Regions from separate parts of the Homo sapiens genome. Here regions 2, 3 and 4 are each linked to region 1. A link is an interaction called in ENCODE POLR2A ChIA-PET data of the cell type or tissue named here. Cell type or tissue: HepG2. All regions are shown on one strand. Links, peaks and the distances in the headings refer to the core of each region. The heading gives the core; the rest is flanking DNA. Region 1 overlaps BRD2 (bromodomain containing 2). Region 2 holds the start of CUTA (cutA divalent cation tolerance homolog). Region 3 holds the start of RXRB (retinoid X receptor beta). Region 4 holds the start of RING1 (ring finger protein 1).

Region 1 (5,000 bases), core at 1-5,000:
TCATACAAGAGAGAGGGTTTTCGAATCCTCTTCCCTGGTGCTGCTGCTTCTGGGCCCAGCCCCAGCAACCCTGCATTCCCTTCCCCAGGGAGCCTGTAAAGATGGGAACAAAATTAGGGCAATATCGTCCAAATGAGGAAAAAGTGCATCTGCACAATAGTCTGATGAATCCAGGTGCTGGCCCTAGTGAGGTGGTTAAGCTTATGCCAAGTGCTTCTTAAGCAGAAACAATATCCAAACAATCTGTGGAGCTTTTATTGCTGGCCCCGCCTTCCTTTTATTAATATTTTTAGTATACTATCTAGATCCCACCTTCTTAAGTCTGATAGGCTCTATCTGTTCTTTTTCATATTTTAAAAAACTCCCAAATTGTTTCTGACAAGGCACGACATCTCAGAACTACAGCCCTATGGGGATGGGGCTTAAGCAAAATGGGTGGAGTTAAGAAACTCAAACCCCAAGCTTCCTCCTCACTAGGGGTTTGGTGGTTGCCATGGTGGTTGAGCGCCGGTAAGGAGGAAAAGAACAAATTATGGCTATAAAAAATTCCATAAAATGCTGATAAGACACAGAATAATCCACCTAGATAGAAGAGAGAGCACCATCTTCCACAAGGTCTGGGTAGTTCACGCCACAACAGAACATAGACTAGAAACCCAGAGGAAGAACCATATCAACTTAAAAACAAATTCAGACAAGGAAGAATTTGTCAGACTTCACAGCCCGTAACTTCCAGGCCCTCAAAATTATTCGCACCAAATCAGAGTCTCCTCACTCCAAGGAAGTCAAAAAGCCGTACAAAACAGTCAAGGTCACCAAGTGATAGCCCCCTTCCACCCACCCACTACACAACACGATTCCACTACCAGTTCCCCCTGTAGCACCAACTCCGGACACCAAACGCTAACAGTGGTTCATTTACAGTCCCTCTGGTGCTCCTCCGATCAGTCTTTCCTACCACCTAAGAATTAAAACATCATATGGGAATCTCATTGTTTACATCGCAGAGCTGAACTAGGAACCTTAGCTCTACCCTCCTGCCCTGAATCAAACTTTTAATGTTAGGAAAAAACAATCCCTGCACCAACAAACACCACACACAACCCACCCACCCAAAGAAAGCAAAAGATTTAATGACATACCCTGGGCATTAGGAACCTGCACACACGGGAGAGTGATCCCTTTACCCTTCTCTGGGAATCCCCGTTGCCAGTCCCTTAAGCGCTCCGTCACCATGGCAACCCTACAGGGCGCTAGAGGTGTCCGTGAATCCCCCCTAAAAGGCTAACAGACCGCCGCTAGATACCAGACCCACCAAACGCCAAACCTGCTGTTCAACCTCACTCCACTCCACCGTCAAACTAGCTCTGCCTGACTCGGTTAAGACTGGGCCACGGCGGCATTAATAGCGTATAAATTGACAACCTGTATTCCCCTCCACGAGCAGTAGCCGAGCCGCCACCACCGTTCCAAAACCGTCGCTCAATTCCCTCCGCGCGACCGAGTCGACAGCTGCGCCGCAACAGCAGCGCGCCGGGGCCGCTCAGTACTCCCAACACGGCGCCCCACACCCCTGTGCCGCCGCCCTGCAACATCCCCTTCCCACACGCGGCTCGCGGAAACGTACTTATTGTGGGGAGTCACGTTTTGCAGCATCTTGACCGCAAGGAACCGGCGCTGCCCTCAGCCGCGGAAAGTCCGGGTGGCCTCGGTTCCCCTCACCGCCCGGTCCAGCATAACCCGCTAAGTTGGGGGGAGGCCGTTCCTCTTGGGCCTCCAGGCGACAAACCCCCTGCCTGGCCGGCACGAAAGCAGTCTCTTTGGGGCCTCTCGGAGAGCTCCGGGCAGCTTGGCGCGCTCTGCAGACGGCGGACAGCAAGAAAATGGCGGCGGCCTCAGCTGAGGCGGGCAACTAAGGAGGGACTGACTCTTCAAAAGACGGTCCCCGATCTCAGACACCGTCGTCAATATAGCCCGCTGTTGGTCTGCAGGGATTCCCTCTTCTTGTCGGGCCCCTACGGGGCCGACGAGGTCCCGTTTCGATCTCGGATGGAGGCGGATGAACACGAAAAGTGGTTTAGGGAGCCGCCGCCTCCATCTTTGAAATCCTCTTGAGGGCGGAGTAGAGGGGGTGGACAGACTCCGAGGATTGGGCGGGGCCCGAAAAAGGGGAGCTCCAGGGGCTTCTAGGGGGTCTGTACTGCCCGCTGGGACCAGTCATAGGCCGGGACGAAGGCCATTTCCAAGCGGATGGAGGTGGATTGTAATGGCGGCCCCGGACGACTCGAAGGCTCTGTATCGGTAGGCAGAATCCTCCAGCTCGTTCTAGAGGCTGCTCCACTCCAGCACGAAATGGCGCCGCCGAGCCCCGCGCCAGCCCTTTATATATAGGCGGGGAGGAGGAGCTTCGCCGCTCATGCGCGCCACCCTGCTTGAGCTTTTCCCCACCCCCTCCGCGCGCGCGCGCTCGCTCACGCGGGTGAAGAAGCTGAGTCGAAGGGGAAGGAACACCTCTCCGCGGGAGCTTTTTCTATTGGCCAGCCGCAACGATGACGTCATAAACTTCATTTCCAAGGTGTCAGTCACCAGGCAGAAGAGTGCCGCAGAGACCCACAGGGAAGTGGCAACCCGCCACATCTCCAAGCCAATTGGCTGAGCTGTGGTCCGCCGACTCCAGGGAAAGAGGGTGGTTGGAAGAGGTGCGGAAGCCATCGCCCCAGAGCCTCCAGCACTCTCTCCCCGCCTCCCCTTCCAACAAAGTCTTCCCAAGCTTCCATGCACAGCCCAACTGGAGACTGCCAAGCTCGAGCAGGTCGTGCCATTCGTAGCTCCTCCATTGGCCAAAGCAGGGAAACGGGAGGGGTCGCGTGGGCGTAGCCTGCCTGAACCCGCCAGGGGTGTGGCCGCAAGACGCCTGGCGGGTGGTGGTTCTCGGCGGTAAGGCAGCAGCAGCGAAGAATCTGAAACGAGGAAAAAGACGCCATCTTAGAAGCCGCGGCCTGCTCCTCTATGGCGAACAGCTACGGGCTTCAGAACGGCGATGAGGGGATCTAACGTTCCCATGCCCCACAGTCTAAAACAGTGTTGCCAGAGTCTTATAATACTCCACTCCCTCCCTCAAGCCAAACGATGGAAAGACGAGCAAAACATTATTTACTACTGTTTAGTCCCAAAGACCACAAAAGCTAAAATACGTCTCCCAAATTTGCACGTCCAAGCACCTTTCTAATCCCTCCCCACTCACACCTACAGTTACCAATACATTTCTGCTCGTTCGAAAAATCCTCGGCAACCCTAAAAGTGGGATTAAAATCTCCAAACGCATCCATCTACCCTATACAATGCAACACACCTCACCTCTTCCTCAAACTCCATTCCGGCGTCCGGCTCAGAGCAGAAAAAGCAAGTCCTGGGAGGGATGACTTAAGGGAAAAACCCTCCCCCTCCAGGCGAGCTCGGACCTTTCCCCCCACACGCCACATCACCCCCAAAGGCACACCCGTATCCGCCTCTCAGGGGCCCTCCGCCACGGGGGCGAAAGAACCCCCCCGCCCCCCCACCAGGGTCCGGAGTCCTCCCCACGGAGCGGCTGGTCCATCGGTCAGCGCCAGGGAGGAGGGCGAGCGGAGGAGGCGGCGGCTGCGGCTCAGACTAGCCCTCCCCCTCCTCCCCTCCTCCCCTCCCCCCGGCCGTCCGCCTCCGAGGAGGGGCAGGAGCCATTTTGGGAGCTCAGTTTCGCCCCCTCCCCCCAACTTACTCTTAAGTCTTCCTCCTAACTTGGTTATCTAAATAAGGGTGCAGACTCTGTGAATCAACCAGAGCCCAGAGTCAGGATCTCCAGAGCATCTCTGGGGCCGTCCCCGCCCCCTTACAAGAGAGTGAAAGGATCTCCCCCACCCGAGAAAACCTGGGCTTTGGTGGGGCGTCCCCTCCCCCGTTTCCCCTTTCTTCGCTACCAGGGAGAAAACAAACTTGTGTACGTATCTGGGAAAAATAATCAACGTAGGTGAACAAATATACGGTAAGATTCCCCCTCGCCCCGGAAGGGCTCGTAAGGGCCTAGGTCCTTGAGCTGCAACCACGCCACCCTCCCTCCTCTGCAGTAGCCCTTCAACTCCAACCTCGGTTACTGCGTCTAAAATGGCCGCCAATCTCCTGTCTTCTGACCCCCCGAGTAGGGCAAACCCCGGGAGGGCGGGGGAAAATGAGCGTCAGGAGAGCAGAGTCCCCTTCCCCCAGCCAGGGATCAGGCCCTGGCCCCCAAAAGTACAAGCGGCCCCGTTTGGGTGGCTGCAGCATGGAGGGCAATGACACAGCAACTTTGCAGAGGCCTTTTCCCCTCCCCCTAGCGGCCCAACCTCCCAAATCTGCTTTTCTCCACCGGGGCTCTGCAGGCCAGGACAGAGGCCCATCAGGGGGCCGGCCATGGAATAAAAACTTAGGAGGCTGAGAAAATACTAGGCCTTAGGAAAAGGGCAGCCAGACATTGCTCTCGTTTATTCCCTGCATTCCGGAAAATCACTGCCTCCCGATCCTCTATCCTCCCTTCCCCCACATGAGTCACCAGGGAGGCTACTGCTACTCAGTAATTTGGGAAAGTAACTCTTTCCTCCTTTCCGTTCCCTCCCCCGCAGTACACAAGGAGAGAACTGTTCAGGACTGGGGGAGGGGATGAGGGAGGCGATGGAAGAGGCCACCCTGGAGAAACCCGAAACCTTGGGAGCTGTGAAATCATTCCAGGTCCCGAGCCTCCCTCGCATCTCAGACCATGCTGTCTAGACCCCCTACTGCCAGCACCCACCTTGGGCCTGGTTTCTGTTCCTAAGCAGACCTCAAGCTTTCAGCTTGTAAGCACCCCAGCCTGGAGTAGACACGTGCTCAGTAAAGACCCTACAGGGGCAAAAGGCCCCACAGGCCGTGTCCACGTGAATGCACACAAATTCGGTAAGCGACTCGAAGCGTAACCTCCAGCCTGCGGTGTGACGACTGGAGCTCCCCTA
Region 2 (7,353 bases), core at 2,286-7,285, 450 kb before region 1:
CAGAAGGTGGGAAATATGCCCTTGTTTGGACAAGTAGAGACCAAATTTATCTCTTCTCCCATTCAGTGCCCAGAGATTCAACACTGCCCCCACCACCTCACCCCACCTAGTCTCAGTGGACAGGATGGAAGCCACTCCATAGGTCAGGAGCCTTCTCAAGGCACAGTGAGGAGCTTGAGGAAGAAAGATGTCAGGGGGAAAGAATGGAATATCCAGGCCTGGTGACACAGAGGGGCCTCCAAAGACAAGAGCTGGAGATGGGAACAAAACTTTGAGAAGAGAGAACAGTAGACCAAGTGTCGCCTATGGCTGAGATGAGACCAGGGTCCTCCTTCCCCAGCTCTGTTGTTCTTGCCATGCCGCTCTCCCTGCAAACTGCCTCTCCTTTAAACCCCAATGCCACACAGGCCCTATTGAAGTAAGAGAGATGTCACATTGGCGACAGCAAAGAGCTAGAAATTAGGCTTAAGGTATCAGATTTTAGATGGAAAAAAGATCAAACTCTGTCACCTTTATGGGATAACCATGAGTATACTGCAGGAGAACTGGTCTTTGAGCTTCATTCCAACAGAATGCACTGAGTAGCAGAGTTTTGCAAATTCAGCCCTTTTCTGTCTATAAATATGTCTCTCAAATTTACCCAACCTCCAGATCACAGTGAGCGATGAACCCTCAGAATGTCCACCATTTAGAAACCACATACTTTGAAACTCTATCTCAACCCATCTCAGAGACTAACTAATGTTCTCTAGATACAGAGATCACCAATACCTAGCCTCTGAAACTACAGACATTGCAGGCAACATGCCCACCGCACTTAGACACTTGGTATACCCAGAGGAGAAATCTGTTGATACACATAAGCATTTGGGGAAAGGGCTGGTTCAGGCTGCAGCCAAGGGAGGCGGGTTAGACTTCAGAGGGCATCTTTCTCCTGGCAGCAGGGAACTTAGGAACAACTCTAGAAACACACACACACATACTGTCTGGACTTGGTGAAGAATGATTCTGGGAGGCAGATGCAAGAGGCAGAGCAACATGGCTGAGAAACGGGAAATTTTTACTAGGATGAGAAATCCCTCAAGGGCTGAGATGGGGATCCCTTGTTCTAATCATCAAAACCTGTGTCTTTGTACCCCAAATCTCCAACACCCCAATAAGTAGAGGAGACAAGAAAAGAGAAATGATAATAAGAGTTGAGGTATTAAGGGAAAGTGGGTAGGCACAGACTTGTGGTGACAAGGAATGGTCTGGGAGACAAATAATAGGAGTAGATAGAAAAGGAGGCAGAAATGATGGTAAATGCCCAGGGGCAAGGGAATACACCTGAAGGGCTCGACTGGACATGTGTCAGAGCAAAGGAGGCAGACCTAATGCGGAGGCTATGAGAAGGGGTCAAGACGGACTAGTAAAGAAGTGATAGAGATATAAGGGAGCGACCACATAGAAAAGAGATAAGAGAGAGGCAATGAACACCAGAGAGGGGACTGATATAGGGGAAGGACAGAAGGGGGACTCATATAAGGAACGGACACCATATGGGGGGAAAGATATAGGTGATGGACAGCAGAGGAGGGAGGGGGAATGGAAATAAGGATTGGAGGGGTGGGGGAAGGGGGTAAAAGTGATGAAGTGAAGACAGCATTAAGACCCCAGAGGTTACATTTTACTGGTCAAGAGCCTTTAAGAGGGTCAGAGTCTGGGGCAGGATCCTAACCTGTCCCCTACTCCCATCATTTCATCTTACTTGTACTGCCACCCCCCCAAGCACACATAATTTGGCCCTCCCCCTGCCCTGGTCTCCCCTCCCCCACCGTTCCCTCTCTCTTCTCTCTTCCCTCCATCTGGACCCTCCATCCCCCCACCCCCCACTGCCTCCCTCTCTCTCCATCTGGCCCCTTCTCTCCCTCCATCCTCCTCTCTTTTTCCGCCCCTTACCATACTCTGAGTCCCCCACCAAATTATCCCCCCACATCTTCTTGGCTTCTCTTTTCACCCCTATGTTTTCATTTCTCCTTCCTAGCCCCTCTCCCAAGACTCTGTCCCTCTATTTCCTTGATGTTTTCCTCATCACTCAGCTCCCACCCCCAAATTATTTCTGCAGCTTTTTCCCCAACCCAATCCTTCTACCTTCCCACCCCTTTCTGGCGCTTTCTTTCCCCTTCATCATTTTCCCTTCAGCCCCCTTTCAAGGCCCATTTCCTGGCCCCTCCATCCCTTATCTACCCCTATCCCTCTGGCCTCCAATCCCTCCTTCCCGGTTGCTCCCACCCCTGCCTTCCCGGTCCTCCCCTCTCCCTCCATTTCAGCCGCTCCCTTCCCTCGGCCCCGACTCTCCCCCGCCCCCTGCCCCTCCCCCTGTTGCCCCCCATATGGCCCTCCCCCTCCCCCCACCACGTACCTCTGAAGGGGGCATAGGACATCGCGGGGATGCTCCCCCGATGGATGGAGGCTCGAGACCTGCTCATCAGGCCTGGGGGGAGGGGGCGGGGGGACGGGGGAGAAAGAAGAGAGAAAGAGGGGGAGAAAGAGGGGGAGAAGGAGGAGGAGGTGGAGGAGGAGGAGGAGGAGAGAGGAGGAGAGAGGAGCAGAGAGAAGCAGAGAGGAGGAGAGAGGAGGAGGAGGAGGAGAATAAGAGCCAACGGCAGCAGCGGCAGCCGAGAGAGAGGGGGGGCGGGGGAGCGAGCGAGAGCGAAGAGAGCAGGAGGAGGAGGAGGAGGGAGAGACTCTGCAGCCCCCACCCCTACTCCGGGAGGCCCAGATTGTGAGAGAGAGAGAGACCCCTGACTCAAAAACACACCAGAGAGAGACAGAGGTCCTAAAGATGCAGACCCCAGACCCTGAGACAGAGAGACCCTAGACCCACAGAGAAAGATACTTCACCACCCCCCACTGTGGGGTAATTTGAGACACAGGGCCAAAATCTAGAGGAAAAGAGACTCCTGATTTGAGGAAAAAACGACCCCAGATCCCCCAGAGAGAGAAGCTCAATATCAAAATCTGAAAATCCAGTCTAAAAAGGGTTCTCCATACCTACAGATATCTTAGACTCCAGACCCTGAGATGATGATTTCAGGGACCAGGACCTGAGACCTAGACTCAGAAAAAGATGAGGCCCAGATTCAGAAAGAGCCAGATGTAGAATTAGAGCTTAGAGAACTCAGACCTAGAAAGAGACCCCAGACTCAGATCTCAGAGACTGATAACTTAGAGACAGAGACACTCCTGACTTAAGGGGAGATAGAGACTTCAGCTGGTCCGGAGATGGACAACTCAGAGACCCAAAATTCATGAAGAAGACTTCGAAAGACCTCAGAGTGCGACCACAGACCCTGAAACATAGAAACCCCCCAAACCAGAAGCATAAAAGGAAACTCAATCCTAAGAAAGATCTCCACACAAATACTGAAAGACCCCTCCGAAATCTGTCTCAGAGACAAACTCCAAACTCAAAGACAGAGATCTCAGGGAACCTCCCCTCCCCACTTCCCTGCCCTAGAACCTCCGAGAGGTATAACCCTGACGTCAGCCTGGGAAACTCCGAGGCATCCCCACCACCAGACCAATGACCTCAGACCTTGAAGGGAGGGGAAATATTGGGTGGGGGCAGTGGCAAGAGCTTTTTTCTCTGCACCTCCTCCCACCTCTCTGCCTCTCATTGGCCCCTCTCTCCATTTTTGGGTCACAGGATGTGCTTGGGCCCCAGGGAAGTTATGTAGGGCAGGTCCTGGCTCCTTGGGGGATGGGTTAGGGAAAGGAGACCCGAGGCTGAGAGGTGGACCAATCCTGGGGAGTGGAATAGGCAGGGAAGAGGGGACAGAAGGACCATCACCACTGTCCCCATCCTGCAGCCCTCGTTCTCCTTCCCTCTGATTCAGTAGTCTGTCTCAAGCTTTGGGTTTTCAATTAAGATGGCTAGGCCCCATTTTCACCATCCTCTACCACAGGGTCTCGCTCTGTTTTAAAATGCTTCTTTCCTCAGCTAGCTATTGTCTTGCCATGCCCGTGCCTGCCTAATCACTCCCTGCTACCCAGGGACAGCGGGCTTCTAGATCACCGTTGTTCATTCCCAAACCCAGGCATATCTCTGCCCAACTAAAAGGGCAGGGGGCGCTCTCTTAACCCCTGAGTTTGGGGTGAAGGGTCCTTCTCAGACCCTCCCACTCCTTAAGACCTCGGAAACAGTGCAGGGGAGGTCACTAGGCACATTGTGGGGTTTAAGGATGATTCCCCACTCCACAGCCTGACGCATCGACTCTGCGGGGTCTCTGGCCCCCCTTTCCTGGAACCAGCTCTCGCCTCACGTGGCCTGCGAGGCTGGCCTGTGATTGGCCACTTGGCGTCACTCACTGAGTGCCGCCGCCGAAGAGGACCGGCCCCCTCACGTGACAGTGGAACGCCGCAGCGGCTCTCCTCAGCCAGCAAGTGGCAGTTTCGGGTTCACACGGAAACGGGCGTGCCATTTCCGCGCACGTCTGCAGATGCGGTAGTCGATTGGTCAAGTCTCCCATGGCTCCTCCTTCATCAGGAGGTGGGCAAACCGCGCCATGATAGGGTCGGGATTGGCTGGCTCTGGAGGCGCAGGTGGTCCTTCTTCTACTGTCACATGGTGCGCGCTGTTTTCTAATCACGTGGCTGCCACCCAGGTAAGAAGAGGCCGCTCTTCCTGGGGTTGTTTCTCCGTGTGACGTGTGGCCTTTGAGATCAACTCTCCTGTACCAGCGTAGGCCGCATGAGTGGGGGGCGGGCTCCCGCGGTCCTGCTCGGCGGAGTGGTGAGTGACCGGCCCCGCCCCGCCCCTTCCGGTCCTCGAAGCCTCGACCGCTACCCGCACCCTAAATCCCAGAGGTTGGCCCCCTGAGGTGTGAGTGAAATGAGCTTTTGCTTTATTTTCCAAGTTTCTCTCTCACCTTCAGGGGCATTCTTCGGGGGTGCATCAGAGGGAGGGCAGAGCCTGAGGATCTAAGCGAAGGCTTCCCCGGGTGTAATTTCCTGGGCTGTTTGTGAGGAGAGATCGAATTCGCCTCCTGCTCTCAGGCCTCTCTGCTCCTGTCTTTTGTTTGGATGCCGGCGCTGCTGCCTGTGGCCTCCCGCCTTTTGTTGCTACCCCGAGTCTTGCTGACCATGGCCTCTGGAAGCCCTCCGACCCAGCCCTCGCCGGCCTCGGATTCCGGCTCTGGCTACGTTCCGGGCTCGGTCTCTGCAGCCTTTGTTACTTGCCCCAACGAGAAGGTCGCCAAGGAGATCGCCAGGTAGGGACCTCGATGTGCAGCGAGAAAGGATGATCATGAAGGGACAGTTGGGGGTGGGGCAGAAGAGTGCTGCTTTCTCCTTTCTCCAGCTCTGGAAGCCTGTCTCTGGGCTGCCAGTACAAAAACTGGGGTTATGGGGTACTCTGAATGGGACTGTCTCTTCACTCCAGGGCCGTGGTGGAGAAGCGCCTAGCAGCCTGCGTCAACCTCATCCCTCAGATTACATCCATGTGAGTCATAGGAGTTGGGGGGTTAACCTAACTGTAGGAGCTGACTGGGAACCTCTTTCCTGGGGGAAATTCTTTGCTCCCCACAACTCTCCCCCTCTGACCTTTCAGCTATGAGTGGAAAGGGAAGATCGAGGAAGACAGTGAGGTGCTGATGGTGAGAAACATTTCCCCCACCCAACAAAATATCCCCAATCCCTGACCCCTTTAGCCCTTACCCCTCTTCTGAGAAACTGAACTCAATCCCACTCCTTGATTCAACCATGTTTATCTTTGTCCCTTAGATGATTAAAACCCAAAGTTCCTTGGTCCCAGCTTTGACAGATTTTGTTCGGTGAGAACTTTGAGATGGATGGGGTGAGGGTGTGTACTGTGTGGGTGTGACTTGCTGGGCAGTCTAGGGCTTGCGTGTAAGGGAGTGGGTTCTTTTGGGTAAATCTTTGAGTGATCCCCTTCCCCCACCCACCTATTTTGTAGTTCTGTGCACCCTTACGAAGTGGCCGAGGTAATTGCATTGCCTGTGGAACAGGGGAACTTTCCGTACCTGCAGTGGGTGCGCCAGGTCACAGAGTCAGTTTCTGACTCTATCACAGTCCTGCCATGATGAGCCCTGTTCCTGCTCATCATGAAGATCCCCGCGATACTTCAACGCCTTCTGACTTCCAGGTGATGACTGGGCCCCCAATAAATCCCGTCTTTGGGTCTCTCTGCCTTTTGCCTGTTTTTTGTCATGTATGCAAATTTGTTGGGAGAATATAAGTGCTTCTAGTCCCTGTATTCTCTACATCTTTCAGAATGACTCAGAGCTGCTAGATTTGTTTATTTCTCTTTATTTCAATCATACAGAGTCCGGGATCCCTTATCATCCTCCCTCCTCAGTCTCTGCCCCCAGGGGTTAAATAATTTTAAAAAATATTTAAAAAGCTGTAACAAAATAACATCAAAGGAAATGGGAAGGATGGGAGGGGTCAGGAATCATGAAGGAGGGTAGAGAAGAGGGCCTCTTCCCCACTCCCCACTCTTGGATTCCAGCCTGGGCAGTAGGGAGAACTACCCCCTATCTCTCCAGGTACATCCCAGCTGTAGGTGAGGTCAGAGGTCAGGGTATGAAAGTGCCGGTGTGTGTGAATGGGGAGCTGGGCAGAGGCAGGCTGTTCAGAAGATGCCCCCTCCTCCCCACTCAACCAGGTACTGCACAGAGCCATCAGGCCGTACTCTCCGAGCAAGGACCCGGACAGGGTCCCCTCGGGACAGGTAACCAACCCCACCTCGGACTCCTCCCCCAGTCCCAGGAGACAAACTACGGCACAGGGGAGAAGGGGGTGCTGAGCGTCTAGGAAGACCTGGGGATGGGGATGAAACTGAGGAAGATGAGGCAGTCATCGAGTGGGGGGCACTTTTAGGGATGTCTGTGGGGAAACCAATGTGAAGTTCCAGGGGTGACCTAGGGAGAGAAGGCAATTGTAAGAAATGGGCAGAAATGGAGAGCACATGTGAATCAGAGAAACAGTGTTAGAGACTAAGAGCCTTGAGCACATAGAGGGGAAGAAGAGCATCACTGGTAATAGAAGACAGAATCTCACCTGTCTGGGGGTCCACTGTCCCCAGAGGTCCCTGCGGTGCTGGCAGAAGGGTGGAAGGAAGCAAACATCCGGATGGGGCTGCTGGGGTTGGAGTGGGGAAAGTCAGGACCTGAAGCAGGGGAACAGGACCTTCTCCCCCTGGGAAGTGCAGAGCTCAAACACTACCCCCAAGGGACTCCCTTCCCCAGAATACTGGCTACCAGACACTAGTTCTAGAAGTCGGTCTAGGCCAAGAAGTGGGTAGCCAAGGGGGAGAGGGAAAAGAATTCTGGGTGATAAAGTCCAGAAGAT
Region 3 (7,750 bases), core at 1-5,000, 230 kb before region 1:
GGAGAGATAAAGGGTTTGAGGCAGCTGTGTTTGGCAGACATCACCAACCTGCTTTTTGCTGCAGCCAGACTGGACCAAGATGGCAAAGTCTCCGACCTCGTGGGGCACTTCATGTAGCAGGACAGTCATTGTGGTCAGGATCCCTAGTCCCCGGCCCCCTCGAAAGGAAGCCCCAATGGCCAGACCATCAGTGAAGTTGTGTGCCAAGTCAGCAGCCAGATTCAGGTACCCCGACACACGCAGGTCTTGTACAGGACAAGAAGAGAAAATGATCAGAGGCTTCCATCACCACTTGTTCCAGTCTTGGTCAGCTATTCTCACACCTCCCCTCAGAGACCACTTTACACCCAGTCCTTTAGTGTTTCTCAGATACCTGCCATTACCCACAGCACATATTCCATGTGATTTGTGATGATGTCCCTTGCCCAAATTTATCACCAACTCTGGCCCTTACCTAAGCCTCTTTTTTCTTCTTCAGCGTTCTGAGGTCTCACTGGCCCATCTTTGGGTACTGTGCTCCCTCCTCGCCTCTTCTGAACCCCTCTTGTTTCCTTTTCTTCTTCCTCTGAGCTCTGCTTCTCCTTGGTAGAACGCTCTGAGGGAAGAAAAGAGTTGGTCAGAGTGGAGAACAGATCTTCCAACATGTCCTCTCCCTCCTGAGGGCCATAAGATGAGGAGATTCTGAGGCAGGCAAGTCAGCTTTCAGGAAAGTTGTTCCTGGGCTCACCTTGTCTTCCATGTCCATGACTTCCACGTGTATGACTGTGAGCGTGTCCATGTCCATGACTGTGACCATGTCCTCCTTTCACATGTCTCACAAATTTCTCCACGACAAGAAAGGCAACAATTCCACTGAGAACCCACAGTCCCACAGACAGAATGGGGCCCTGGCCTGGGAATGGAGGCATTGAGACATTAAGGGAGATGTGCATTCCAGACTCCTCCTCCTCAAGTGCGGGAGGTGAGGAATAGGGAGAGACGGACCTTCCCCAGCACCCCAACTCCCATCCCCATCTGTCTCTTCCTCACCACTGTGGGAGTGTCCATGTCCGGGTTGCTCCAGAGTGTGGTGAGAATGAGGTTCTGGAAGAAGGGGGGAAAACCAGATGAGGGAATATCTGACACAATGAGTGTGTATTTGGGGGAATATCGAAAGGTCAGGGATCATAAAGGAGAAAGAACCCTTTTCCTCCAAAGAACGAAATAGGTTAGATTTGAGGTAGAAGTCAGAGGTTACTTACCAAGAGCATGAGGAATGAGGTGCAGGAAAGCATCTCCCAGGAGCCCACCGGAAGCAAAACTGAGCAAGATCTGAAGTAGAGAGCGATGCCGGGGAGAGTTCGACTCCACGGGGATAAGGAAGAGGACAAAAAATGGAGCTGCTGAGATCAGCACTGTGGCCCCCAGTGCCTGGTGAGGGAGAGTCAAGGTCAAGTACTGTGGAGTTTCCCAACAATCCAGAACCAGCCCTTCTCTCTCCCATCCCCTGGAGACTCACATAAGCCCAGAGAGTGACAGCATCCAGGTCCTGCTTGATGCCTGGAGCCCCAGACTCCCCATAGCCTCCATGGCTATGCTCATGGTCATGTCCATGTCCTCTGTGGTAGAGGCTCTCATGGGAGTAGCCATGGCTATGGCCATGGTGTAAATCCTCATGTGAATGTCCATGGTCGTGATCGTGGGTATGTCCATGCCAGATGCTCTCGTGAGTGTGGCCATGGCCATGGGCATGGCTGTGGCCATGGTGGAAATCTTCATGTGAGTGCCTGTGGCTGTGGCCATGGAAGTCCTCTTGCAGATCGTCGTGCAGGTCGTCATGACCCCCGAGTCCAGCCACCAGAAGCCCCAAGGTCGCCCAGGTCAGCAGTCCCACGGCCACCCAGTGGGGGGCCCCCAGGCCTCTGGCCATCACGCTGACCAGAGGGACAGAGGCAGTGACTCCACTTGACTCAACTCTATACCTACACAGGGTCCGCTTTACTCCAATCGCGCCCTCCGTCCACCTCTATGGGCCGCTCTCCCATTCCCTTAAGTTCCCACCTACATTGTTCCCAAGACTAGTTCTCTTTATCCCGAACCACCTCCCGGATGTAGGGCCCTGGGACACTAATCTTTCACCAGCCACTTTACAGACTCTCTGGGCCCTCGTCTCTACGACTCATTAGGTGAGGAAAAGGCCTGGAAAGGATGGTAGAGAAAAAACAGAGAATTCTCACCGGCTCCGGGATCCTCTCCTTTCCCGGTTTGCTTGGACGTGGCAGTCCCGCCTTTAGATCCCGCGAGAACAGGAAGTTCCGTTCCACCTTCGCCCTAATGCCTTTACCAATATGGCGGCACTCCGGTAGCGACGAATCCATCCTGCACTGACACGCATGCGCGAGTGTGGAGGTGATTTGAGGGGAGGGTGGGCGAGGCGGGCTAACAGGCCGGAGGAGACCGCCTCCTCGGTTTCCAACTAGACGAGGGGGCGGGAACTCGCGCCGAGACTTCCCGTCTGTACAAAGATGGCTGCCACATTGGCGCTGTCATTTTGGTACTGAGCAGAGCGACGGGCTTAATTCGACCCAATCCAGGCCAGAGTCTTTCTCTCAGGGGCTTCCTCGTGCTCAGCTAATCCTCCGATCAATCCTTGGGAATCCCTGGGACCTCTTCGGTATCCCTACTCTCAGCCAGGGATCATGTCTTGGGCCGCTCGCCCGCCCTTCCTCCCTCAGCGGCATGCCGCAGGGCAGTGTGGGCCGGTGGGGGTGCGAAAAGAAATGCATTGTGGGGTCGCGTCCCGGTGGCGGCGGCGACGGCCCTGGCTGGATCCCGCAGCGGCGGCGGCGGCGGCGGTGGCAGGCGGAGAACAACAAACCCCGGAGCCGGAGCCAGGGGAGGCTGGACGGGACGGGATGGGCGACAGCGGGCGGGGTGAGTGCCCCAGCAGAAGGGCAGGCGAGCCAGTGACCGCTTTATCTGCGACCCCTCCCCCACACCCTCCCCCGGTGCTCTTTTCCTTGCGCTCCCGCCCCCTTGTTTGTAAACACGCGTCCCCTCCCTCCCGAGGGCCTTAGCACCCTCCCCCCCGGGGCGGGGCGGGGAAGGGGAGCTTCCGCCCTCCTAGCTGTGACCGCTTGAGGCCTTGGGCACCGGAGGTCGCGGGCCTGGGAAGGGCACGATTCCTCTTAAACCTCAGGACTTTGGGCGTTTACAGGCAGATCCTGCGTCTTAGGAGGGGTCTCTCCTGCCTGTCTCTTTCCCTTGCACGCTCTGGCTACCTGGCTTTACGCTGGGAATAGAGGGGCTCGATGGTCTACCCCACGTGCTGCCCCACCCACGAGACAGGTGTGGCTTTGGGATGACCTGGTATTCATTCAAATGGATTGGTTGGAAAATTTTCCTCACCTGAACTATCCTCCTCTCCTTGTCAACTCCCTCCTCTCACCACAATGAGGAGTTACGCTGTTTTTGGGTTTTTTTAGCCAGTCAAATATAGCAGTGGGAGGTTGTATACCAATTTTAGTGACACAAATGTTAATAAGTTCTGATAACCCACTACCATCGGACCAGCCGGAGTTACACTGTTGTTTGACAGCAGGGTGTCTCTGAACTTGGGGATGGGTGGAGTGGGCTGGGTCCGGCACGGTGGGGTATTAGAGAATTAAAGTCTCTAGTTGGATGTTTGAAGACTCATTTTCTTTTTTTGTCTCTTCTGTCTCTTGTGTGTCTGTGTGCCTGTACATACCCCTCCCTCAGACTCCCGAAGCCCAGACAGCTCCTCCCCAAATCCCCTTCCCCAGGGAGTCCCTCCCCCTTCTCCTCCTGGGCCACCCCTACCCCCTTCAACAGCTCCATCCCTTGGAGGCTCTGGGGCCCCACCCCCACCCCCGATGCCACCACCCCCACTGGGCTCTCCCTTTCCAGTCATCAGTTCTTCCATGGGGTCCCCTGGTCTGCCCCCTCCAGCTCCCCCAGGATTCTCCGGGCCTGTCAGCAGCCCCCAGGTGAGAGGTTGTGACCAACTTACTGCCTGGCCACTTTCATTTTCTTGTTTTCCTTGTAACCCCAGATCCTTGTGTGAACTTCCCCATGGCCCATTGACCTTCCAATCCTCTAACCTTGTCAGGCCTGTGGTCTTTATGAGACCCCTTGCCTTTCCTGAGGTGACTGATCTTTCAGTGCATGCTTCCTCCCCTAAAAGAACTCTAATATTCTTTGTTTTTGTGTGTGTGTGTGTGTTTTTTTTTTTTTTTTTTTTTGAGATGGAGTCTTGCTCTGTTGCCCAGGCTGGAGTGCAGTGGCACAATCTCAGCTCACTGCAACCTCTGCCTCCTGGGTTCAAGCAATTCTCCTGCCTCAGCCTCCTGAGTAGCTGGGATTACAGGTGCCTACCACCACGCCCGGCTAATTCTGATATTCTTGATGTCCTTTTCATCTATCTGATTTTCTGCCCTTTTGATCCCATCTGCTTTCCCAAGACACCTGCCCTTCAGGGTCACTGTGTTGCACAATTTCAGGGGGGGCCTGTTTATTCACTTTGGGGTTGTGCTCCAGGGATGGCCTTTCACATAGACTGCAGTGTAAATGACAGCCTCTGGAATGTGCATTGCAGGGCCTTGCTTAGTGGTAGGGAATGATTTCCATCACTTCTGTGACATTCTGCTTCCCAATAAGTCTTCCTGTGACTTCCCTATTTCCCCCATCCCAGATTAACTCAACAGTGTCACTCCCTGGGGGTGGGTCTGGCCCCCCTGAAGATGTGAAGCCACCAGTCTTAGGGGTCCGGGGCCTGCACTGTCCACCCCCTCCAGGTGGCCCTGGGGCTGGCAAACGGCTATGTGCAATCTGCGGGGACAGAAGCTCAGGTATGTGGCTCAGAGGATGAACAGAGAGGGAGAGTCTGGGCCATGTATCATCACCTGTGGGATTCCCAGGGCTTATGGAGTTTGGTCAGAGCAAGTGACCTGGGGGAGGCCTGATGGGAGTAAAGAAGCTGAAGCTGAGATGTAGGACGCGATTGGGGGGAAGGTCAGAGGGAAAAGGAAGCAGCGTGTAGGGTTTCTGAACAGTGAGGAGACTGGGACTGGATCATCACTCAGCTCCTGGTTCCCTATCTCTGTATTTGGCAAACAGGGAGGACTTTAAGTTTTGCTAGGGGGAGATTGGAAACAGACTAAATGGTGAAGGTGTCTCCATGCAACCTTCTTATTGCTCCTCCCCTTTCCCTGTAGGCAAACACTACGGGGTTTACAGCTGTGAGGGTTGCAAGGGCTTCTTCAAACGCACCATCCGCAAAGACCTTACATACTCTTGCCGGGACAACAAAGACTGCACAGTGGACAAGCGCCAGCGGAACCGCTGTCAGTACTGCCGCTATCAGAAGTGCCTGGCCACTGGCATGAAGAGGGAGGGTAAGGACCCGCCCTGCCCAGGCGTCTTAGACCACATGCCCTTCTCCCTTATCCCACTCAGACTGTGTACCTCTCTGGAAGGGTGGACTGCTCTCTCTCCTCTAGAGGGCGATATTTGATTTCTCTCTCCCTTCGCAGCTCTCCTCCCTGTTACCCTGTTCTGGCCCTTGAGTTTCCTTCTTAATGGTTAGGCCTCTGTGGCCTGCACATATGACCCCTCCCTAGACTGATCCTAGGATAGGATAACTTTTCCTTAGCCATGATGGGCTGTCTCCCCATTTCTAACCTGAGTGGTTCCTCCTCTGATTCCATGGACCTTCTCTGGTCTCTGTCTCCTGTTATCTGTGATCTTTCCTCTAACTCCTGGGACTGGGCACTCTTAAGCTTACAGACTTTACTGAAGACCTCAGGGCTTCCCTTCCTTCTTCTGTGTCTCCATCTTATCTTCTTAAGTCAGATTCCTAGGATTCTGAGAGACACTTTAGAGCATATCTTGGTCAAAACACCCACTTTAGAGAAGATGAGCCTGAGGCTTGGCTTTCCCAAGGTCATGCAACAAAGGAGTGGCAGGCAGGTTTGGGATCAGAACCCACATCTTCAAAGACCTAGGCCAGTGCTCCTTTCACTGCCTATTTGTTGAGTCAGAAGAGCACAAGATTTGCACTCAGACACACTTAGAGTCAGTTGTATGACCTGCCATGTATTATATGAATTTAAGCAAACTAATCTCTTTGAACCCCGAGTTCTTCATCTTAAAAATGAGAATAAATGCTTCCAGCATCATTATGATAATTGAGTGAATGGTAAAATGTGCTTAGCATGTTTCTTGGCATATTTTATTTAAAAAAATTTTTTTTTTCAATCAGCTTTCTCAGGTTGAATCTTGGCATGTTTTTTTTAACCATGTAGTAGGCTCTCCATTTAAATTCCTCCCTAATTCTTTTACCTACCTCACCCTTCCCGACTGACTTACCTGCCCTTTTATAACCCTTCCTTCAGGGCTGCCCCCAGTCCACCCTTTCTAGTGACTTCCCCAATTCCTATAAATATCTCCCAAGGGCCATGAGATCCTGATGAGGCCGTAAGGATATTTGTGGAACCCCTTCATGGCTGGCTGCTGACTTTCCATTTTTTCTCTCCCCCTTCCCCCTGCAGCGGTACAGGAGGAGCGTCAGCGGGGAAAGGACAAGGATGGGGATGGGGAGGGGGCTGGGGGAGCCCCCGAGGAGATGCCTGTGGACAGGATCCTGGAGGCAGAGCTTGCTGTGGAACAGAAGAGTGACCAGGGCGTTGAGGGTCCTGGGGGAACCGGGGGTAGCGGCAGCAGCGTGAGTGTTGGGGTCAATCCACTCTCCTTCGTGATGGGGGTTGGGGGAGGCAGTCTAGGTCTGTTCTACATCCCCTCCCCCTCCTTTCCCCTCATAACCTTCCTAACACTACTTGGGACTGGAGGTGCTGCCAAACAAGGTCTTTCAAACATCTGAGGTGGATGTGATAGCTCCTTCTGTCTCCACTCCCCAAACAACCCACTGGCAGAACCATAGGCATGTCCCAAATAAATAATTGTTTGCACTAATGCCAGAAGAGAAGACTCACTTACAGGGATTGGTTTGGATGGGGCTCACAGGAAGACTATATGTAAGGAGGGGGTGTCAAAAGCCTCTTACAAGGGGGCTCCCAGCATATCTCAAAATCTTCCATAACTCTTACCCCCGTCCCCTGCAGCCAAATGACCCTGTGACTAACATCTGTCAGGCAGCTGACAAACAGCTATTCACGCTTGTTGAGTGGGCGAAGAGGATCCCACACTTTTCCTCCTTGCCTCTGGATGATCAGGTCATATTGCTGCGGGCAGGTCAGTGACCTTGGATCCCTTTGACTTCTTGACATTTGACCCCTCTTTGACTTCCCGATCTTTAGTGACCCCAGTGGCCTTACCTTGCGTACCCAGGGAGCCAAACTTGCTGACCTCGCCACCTCTTTTCTCCTTCTCTTCCACTGATGTGCTTTGAATCCCTTGGCCTGATTTCTGGCTCCTGACCCTTGCTGCCCCACCCAGGCTGGAATGAACTCCTCATTGCCTCCTTCTCACACCGATCCATTGATGTTCGAGATGGCATCCTCCTTGCCACAGGTCTTCACGTGCACCGCAACTCAGCCCATTCAGCAGGAGTAGGAGCCATCTTTGATCGGTCAGTGGCCCTCGGCTAGGCTGGCATGTAGATAGAGGGGGTGGGGCTATAGGCTGGTCCGTGTCCAAGGCTGGCTGAGCTGTGACCTTTGAGTGACCTGCAGGTCCCTCTCCAGGGTGCTGACAGAGCTAGTGTCCAAAATGCGTGACATGAGGATGGACAAGA
Region 4 (5,000 bases), core at 1-5,000, 240 kb before region 1:
TTCCCTATGTTATTCAAGGTGGTCTCAAACTCCTGGGCTCAAGTGATCCTCCCATCCTCACCTCCCAAAGTGCTGGGATTACAGATGTGAGTCACTGTGCCCAGCCCTATATTTTTCTTAAGAAGAGCAGGGCCAGTTGTTTACTAAGAAACTGCAATTTACACCCATGATTTCCAGCCCTAATGATCAGTCTGTGGTCAGCTCCTAGGATGCTGAGGCTTAGAAGCTAGCAGGCAACAAGGACTGACCCACGGACCCATCCCATCAGTTCTGCTTCTCTCCTGACCCTCACACCTGTGCATGGCCTGCATGCGTAGCCCCTCCTCAATGCTGGAGCTCAATGCCTGCTGGTTGTGCAGGCGGCTCAGGCGGATAAGCACTCGGTCTTGATGGGCCTCGTATTCCTCCCGGCTAGGATAGATCTTAGAGATCAGGGCATCAAAGTTGGGGTCTGGCCGTAGGGATCGCTTGGACACCAGCTTCTTTCGGCAGGTAGGACACTCCTTGTTCCTGGGGTAGGAGAAGGGAAGCCCTGAGTGGTCAGTCAAGGGAACTGAAGCCTAGGCTGAACCAAGACCAGTGAGAGGGCCCTAACTTTGTACCCCTTCATCTCATCTCAAACATGTCTCTCCTATTACCCGCTCCGTAGGGCTGTGACAATGCAGTCAGAGCAGAATCTGTGGAGGCACTCCTTGGTGGTCATCGTATTCTTCAGCATGTCCAGGCAGATAGGGCACATGAGTTCTGAATGCAGTGACCGAGGGGAAACAGCAATCTCTGTGCCATCCATTATGGCTTCCTGAAGGCATCAGTGAGTAGAAAGGTGGTGTGGGTTAGAGGGAAAGGGGTTTTAGAAACAGCAGCCCATAAAATAAGAATTTTGAGAAATACAGTGAGAAGACCCATGTTGGTCTCTATAGGAGACAAGAATTCTGAGAAAGAGAAGGACTGATGACTTGGAGCAAATGGAGAAAAGACAGACTTTAGTGTCCATTAACTAAGAGTAGGAGCTTTGGAATAGGAGGATCTGAGGTGGCTAAGTGGCCTAGGAGTGAAGATGGCACAAATCTGTGGTTGGGAAAAACTATTCAACAAAATTTTTTAAAGTCCTGGTGCTACCTGTATTAGAACCCCATAGGGTGCCTGTTAAAAATTCAGATTCTGAGAACCCAATTCACTACTGAATCAGAATGTTGGGGGGCATGAAGCTCTGCTTTTAATAAACTCCCAAAGTGAGTCTTATGTGCACTGACTTATGACACTGAATGAGGAACAGGGAAGGTAATTTTTGTGTTTGTGATCTTTCAAATGAAGATAATAATACTTGTTCCACCTCTCTGGCAGGGCTGTTTTGAGGATTAAATGAGCTAAATGCGAAAGTGCTTTGGAAAGATTAAGGTGATTCAAAGGTAGGGCCAGGCAAGGCAGAATAGAGCAAATTACGGAAAAGAAGCTGTGTGATGCGGTCTGTGGATATAAGGGTTTGGGGGAGGGGGTAAGCCTGAAAGGGAGAATGCCTGTCACCTGCGGGGTCCGGTGCAGCTCATACAGACTCAGTTCCCACGTTTTGCTGGCATTCTGGGCATTCGCCGGCGTCGTCATGGTGACCGGGCGCAGACCCCCCACCAGGGCTCCACAGCCGAGGAGAAGGCGAAGAAGGCTGGGGGTGGGGGGAAGGGGAGGAGGGCGTCAGGGGGGCCGCCCCTCGCGTAGACCCCGCCCCTCCAGAAGCGCCCCTCTCCGCCCCCGCTCCCGCCCCCGCGCCGGCACTGCCCCTCACCCAGCTCCAGCCGTTCGCGCTCCCGCCGCCGCCGCGCCTCTCCCTAGGCCCGGGCTCCTGGGCCAAGTTCGCTCGGTCCGCAACCGCTGCTCAGACAGCAGCTCCCGCCACCGCCGCCGCCATGGCCCGGGCGCTGGGGCCCTACGTCACTTCCGCCTGCTCCTCCGCTACACCCGCTCCCCCCGCCGGCGGAGACGTCACCCACCATTCGCGGCGCGGGTGGGACGGGACGTGGACGCCGCGGTTCTCCCGCCCACGGGACGGGCTCGTCCCGCGTGAGGATCCTGCGTCCCGGGAGTTCTGCGCCACTTAGGGAACCACGGTCTCCGCCCCCGGCCCAGCACCGTCGCGCGGCCAACAACCTTAGCCTCGGTTCCCTTCCAGAGGCCCCCACGCGGGGCCTCAGCTCCGGGGGGCCGGGGCCTGGAATATCTGGGACCCCAGGAGGGGACAGAGGGCTCGTGAAAAGGGCTACCTCCCCCACTCTGCGTACCCTGGCGACTCTGGGGATCAACCCCCCTCACTTCTCCGTAACCCCCATTCCAGGATCCCGGGGGAAAAGGCTGCAAAAGATCTGCCGCTTTAGCCTTCTAGTCCTGAGAACACACCTAGGTCCCGATGTGCCCGGGATTCCCCTTACCACCCTGGGGACTCCCTCCACCCTCTGCTTTGGCTCTCCCTAGACCCTCCGACCCGCTCTCCCGCTCGAGGTTTGGGGGCGGCGGCTCGGGACGTCCAGACTCAACTCTCGGCCGGAGCCATAGACTCGAGAATTGCGTTTGGACAATCAGGAGCCGCGGCCCGGGGCGGGGAAGGGAGGGAGGCGCACGGGAGGAAAGGGGGAATGGAGACACCACGCGGAAACAGGGACATACACAAGATGGAGCTCCCATTGGGAAGGGGGGGTGCGCGTGTGGGTGGGGTACACAGGGGCAGAATGTCTGGAGTGGGAAGTGGGCAGAAGCCTCTTCGAGGACTCTAGAGTAAACGAAGGGGATGGGGAGGAAAGAGAAGAGGAAGGGGCAGAGCGATCCCCATTGAGTGTAGGGAATGAGAGGGATACAGGGCGAGGGGGTGGGGGGCAGTTAGAGACCCTGATGGGCATCTTGTCCCCGCCCGAGCTGAGGCTCCCGGACTTGGGCTGCGGCTGCCAGGGGGTGGCCTGTCCCTGGGACAAGGCAGCAGTGGGTGCCCTCGCCCCCCACCCCAGTTCCCCCCTACTTCCCTGTCCTCTCCTTCAGTCCGTGGCCAGTCCTTATGTGGGCGCCAGAGTCGATTAGCGCAGACCCCCCTCCCCTTCCTCCTCCTCTTCCCAGCCCCCTCCCTCCTGCTCTCTCCAGCCCCTTTCATCGGCTGGTTCATTCCCCTAATCCTGGCCCCCTCCCCTAATCCCCCCCATCCGACCCCAGGCCGGCTGCAGCTATTGTAAGGTGGAGAGAAAGGGGAGGGGGGGACTCAGAGAAAGGAGAGGGGTGGGGGAGGGCCACCTGTTCCAAGACCCCCTTTCAAGGCCAGACTGGACACCAAGATGGGGCCATGAACAAATCACCCTTGGGGACCATAAGAACCCAGGGAGTTGGGGGGAGGGGACTGGTGCTGCAGAACCAGTGGAAAGGGGTGACGCACGAACCCCTCCCTTCAAAAAGACCCGGAGTGTCACGCATACACAGTGACACATACTCTTTCCTCTCACACCCGGCGGCGGGGGTTGCCCTGGGAGACCAGGCAGAGAAAGGGAACAATCCTTCGGGAAAGGGAAAGGAGGGGGAGGTGGGGAAGGGTCTGAGGGCTTGGACACAAGAAGAGCCGGAGGTGGCAGGGAAGAGGACTTGGAATTTATTAGGGTCACAAGCACCCCTGCTTCCCATATTCAGCATTCCTGAACCATACACTGCCACCCCTTTTGTATCCTGGGAACTTAGAGTCCTCATCAGCAGGAGGCCAGGCAGAGTGGTGGGGGGGTGAGCAGAGTCCAGGGTCCTTGAGGCAGTTACATGAAAAGACCTCCTGGGAGGGGCAGAAACATTTGGACAGATGCATGGGTGGAGACACAAATGGGCTAGGGGGTACCCACTTCTGTCCCTGGCCTTGGGAACCTCTGCCCTTCCCAGTGGCTCCAGACTCCCCTTACTTGCTTTCTCATATAGTCTGGGTTCTACTTCTCTGCCCTCTCCCTCCCCATGCTGGCCTCATACCAGTGACTTCCACTGAGGTCCCTGTGATGTATCCACTATCTTCAGATGCCAAGAATGCGACCACATCTGCCACATCTATGAGAATGGTGGGGAGAGGGCAGAATTCTGCTCACTCCCATAGACCCAAAACAGCCATAATCTCCCACCAAAGACATCCCTCCCCACAAACCTCTCCACAGACACCAACCACCAGTCCCCTAGAAAATCCCCAAACTTTGGGGATCTCTTCATTCAGGCCCCCTTCCCAGGGACCCCACTACATTCAGTGCTCACCCTCAGGGTCCCCCAAGTGTCCCATCGGGATCATTTCAGTAATCTGTAAGGAAATACTCATGTGGGTGAAAGCTTCTTTTATGGATTTTTTTGAAGACTGAGTCTGTGACCCTTTTTTGTCTTCATTTCTCATACATTCATTGAATATTTAATGTTTGCCAGGAACTGTGCCCAGTATTCTCTCTCTCTCTCTCTCTCTCTCTCTGTGAAGCCCAGAGAGATTGAGTCTCTGAATGATTCTGCCCTCCACCCACAGCCTCCTACCTTGTCCACCACTTTCTGTGGCACTTTCTGTGTCATGGGTGTTGCAATGAACCCTGGGAGGACAGAGTTACAGCGGATCCCATGTCTGTGGGAAGGAGAGTGGCTGCCGATTCTGGAGAGGGCTGAATGCTGGTACCTCCCTCAGACCCCCCAGGTGCTCCCCAGCACCCTCAAGCATCTGACCAACCGTCCAAGCTCCCGGGCTGCGGTCTGGGTCAGCCCAATCACTCCAGCCTTGGATGCTGCATAGTTTGTCTGCCCCACGTTCCCCACCTATAGGTGAGTCAGAGATGTGGAATGAGTCAGGAGTCTCAAGGAGGGGTTCTCCTCTCTATACCACTTGGCTGGCTGACCTCGTCCAACTCAACCTGACCTTTCCTACGATGCTACTGATGTTGATGATGGAACCACGACAACCATTGGACACCAGGGCTTGTGCTGCAGCCTGAGTGACTAGGAAGGTGCCCTGGCGGGAAAGGGTAACAAGG

The links. Peaks named below come from ENCODE experiments on the same cell type or tissue, not always from the same donor. Only the 100,000 strongest peaks of a DNase experiment are listed, where the experiment ranks them.
Region 2: POLR2A ChIA-PET joins it to region 1 with 11 read pairs; 12 of 35 experiments call an interaction of 5 or more read pairs at or near these places.
Region 3: POLR2A ChIA-PET joins it to region 1 with 67 read pairs; 24 of 35 experiments call an interaction of 5 or more read pairs at or near these places.
Region 4: POLR2A ChIA-PET joins it to region 1 with 12 read pairs; 24 of 35 experiments call an interaction of 5 or more read pairs at or near these places.

What each region holds. Positions count from the first base shown.
Region 1 is chr6:32,969,555-32,974,554 of GRCh38, reverse strand. BRD2 (bromodomain containing 2) reads right to left here. Exons shown (of 13, transcript NM_005104.4): 2 at 1,628-2,960; 3 at 1-93. The coding sequence starts at 1,656. Among named protein-coding and RNA genes, the nearest start is that of BRD2, 3.5 kb to the right of the region's middle. RefSeq lists enhancers at 1,770-2,378, 4,190-4,728, 3,847-5,000. In HepG2, for the core only: a CTCF peak has its summit at 4,364 (motif pointing left); DNase peaks (open chromatin) are centred at 2,534, 3,704, 4,314, 4,634 and 2 weaker places; H3K4me3 peaks cover 4,586 bases; H3K27me3 peaks cover 386 bases.
Region 2 is chr6:33,415,380-33,422,732 of GRCh38, reverse strand. It overlaps PHF1 (PHD finger protein 1), which reads right to left. Exons shown (of 15, transcript NM_024165.3): 14 at 7,063-7,143; 15 at 6,294-6,923. The coding sequence ends at 6,635. CUTA (cutA divalent cation tolerance homolog) reads left to right here and starts at 4,626. Exons shown (of 6, transcript NM_001014840.2): 1 at 4,626-4,774; 2 at 5,038-5,252; 3 at 5,423-5,482; 4 at 5,591-5,636; 5 at 5,764-5,813; 6 at 5,957-6,291. The coding sequence starts at 4,733. The coding sequence ends at 6,083. It overlaps SYNGAP1 (synaptic Ras GTPase activating protein 1), which reads right to left and starts at 2,668. Exons shown (of 19, transcript NM_006772.3): 1 at 2,402-2,668. The coding sequence starts at 2,468. In HepG2, for the core only: a CTCF peak has its summit at 4,125; a DNase peak (open chromatin) is centred at 4,502; H3K4me3 peaks cover 2,457 bases.
Region 3 is chr6:33,195,405-33,203,154 of GRCh38, reverse strand. RXRB (retinoid X receptor beta) reads left to right here and starts at 2,490. Exons shown (of 10, transcript NM_021976.5): 1 at 2,490-2,913; 2 at 3,739-3,986; 3 at 4,691-4,847; 4 at 5,214-5,393; 5 at 6,549-6,721; 6 at 7,119-7,248; 7 at 7,453-7,585; 8 at 7,701-7,750. The coding sequence starts at 2,679. SLC39A7 (solute carrier family 39 member 7) reads right to left here and starts at 2,288. Exons shown (of 7, transcript NM_006979.3): 1 at 1,499-2,288; 2 at 1,242-1,410; 3 at 1,030-1,083; 4 at 728-892; 5 at 455-595; 6 at 49-245. The coding sequence starts at 1,909. It also overlaps the pseudogene RNY4P10. RefSeq lists enhancers at 1,256-1,757, 1,758-2,259, 2,260-2,761 and a silencer at 5,298-5,498. In HepG2, for the core only: a CTCF peak has its summit at 1,874; DNase peaks (open chromatin) are centred at 1,924, 2,364, 3,024 and 4,504; H3K4me3 peaks cover 4,296 bases; H3K27me3 peaks cover 368 bases.
Region 4 is chr6:33,205,425-33,210,424 of GRCh38, reverse strand. HSD17B8 (hydroxysteroid 17-beta dehydrogenase 8) reads right to left here. Exons shown (of 9, transcript NM_014234.5): 4 at 4,886-4,978; 5 at 4,700-4,785; 6 at 4,513-4,597; 7 at 4,249-4,291; 8 at 3,976-4,050; 9 at 3,594-3,787. The coding sequence ends at 3,771. RING1 (ring finger protein 1) reads right to left here and starts at 1,925. Exons shown (of 7, transcript NM_002931.4): 1 at 1,781-1,925; 2 at 1,525-1,660; 3 at 639-799; 4 at 295-510. The coding sequence starts at 1,602. MIR219A1 (microRNA 219a-1) reads right to left here and starts at 2,590; the gene lies at 2,481-2,590. RefSeq lists an enhancer at 4,177-5,000. In HepG2, for the core only: no CTCF peak of the experiment used is centred there; DNase peaks (open chromatin) are centred at 1,934 and 4,804; H3K4me3 peaks cover 1,878 bases.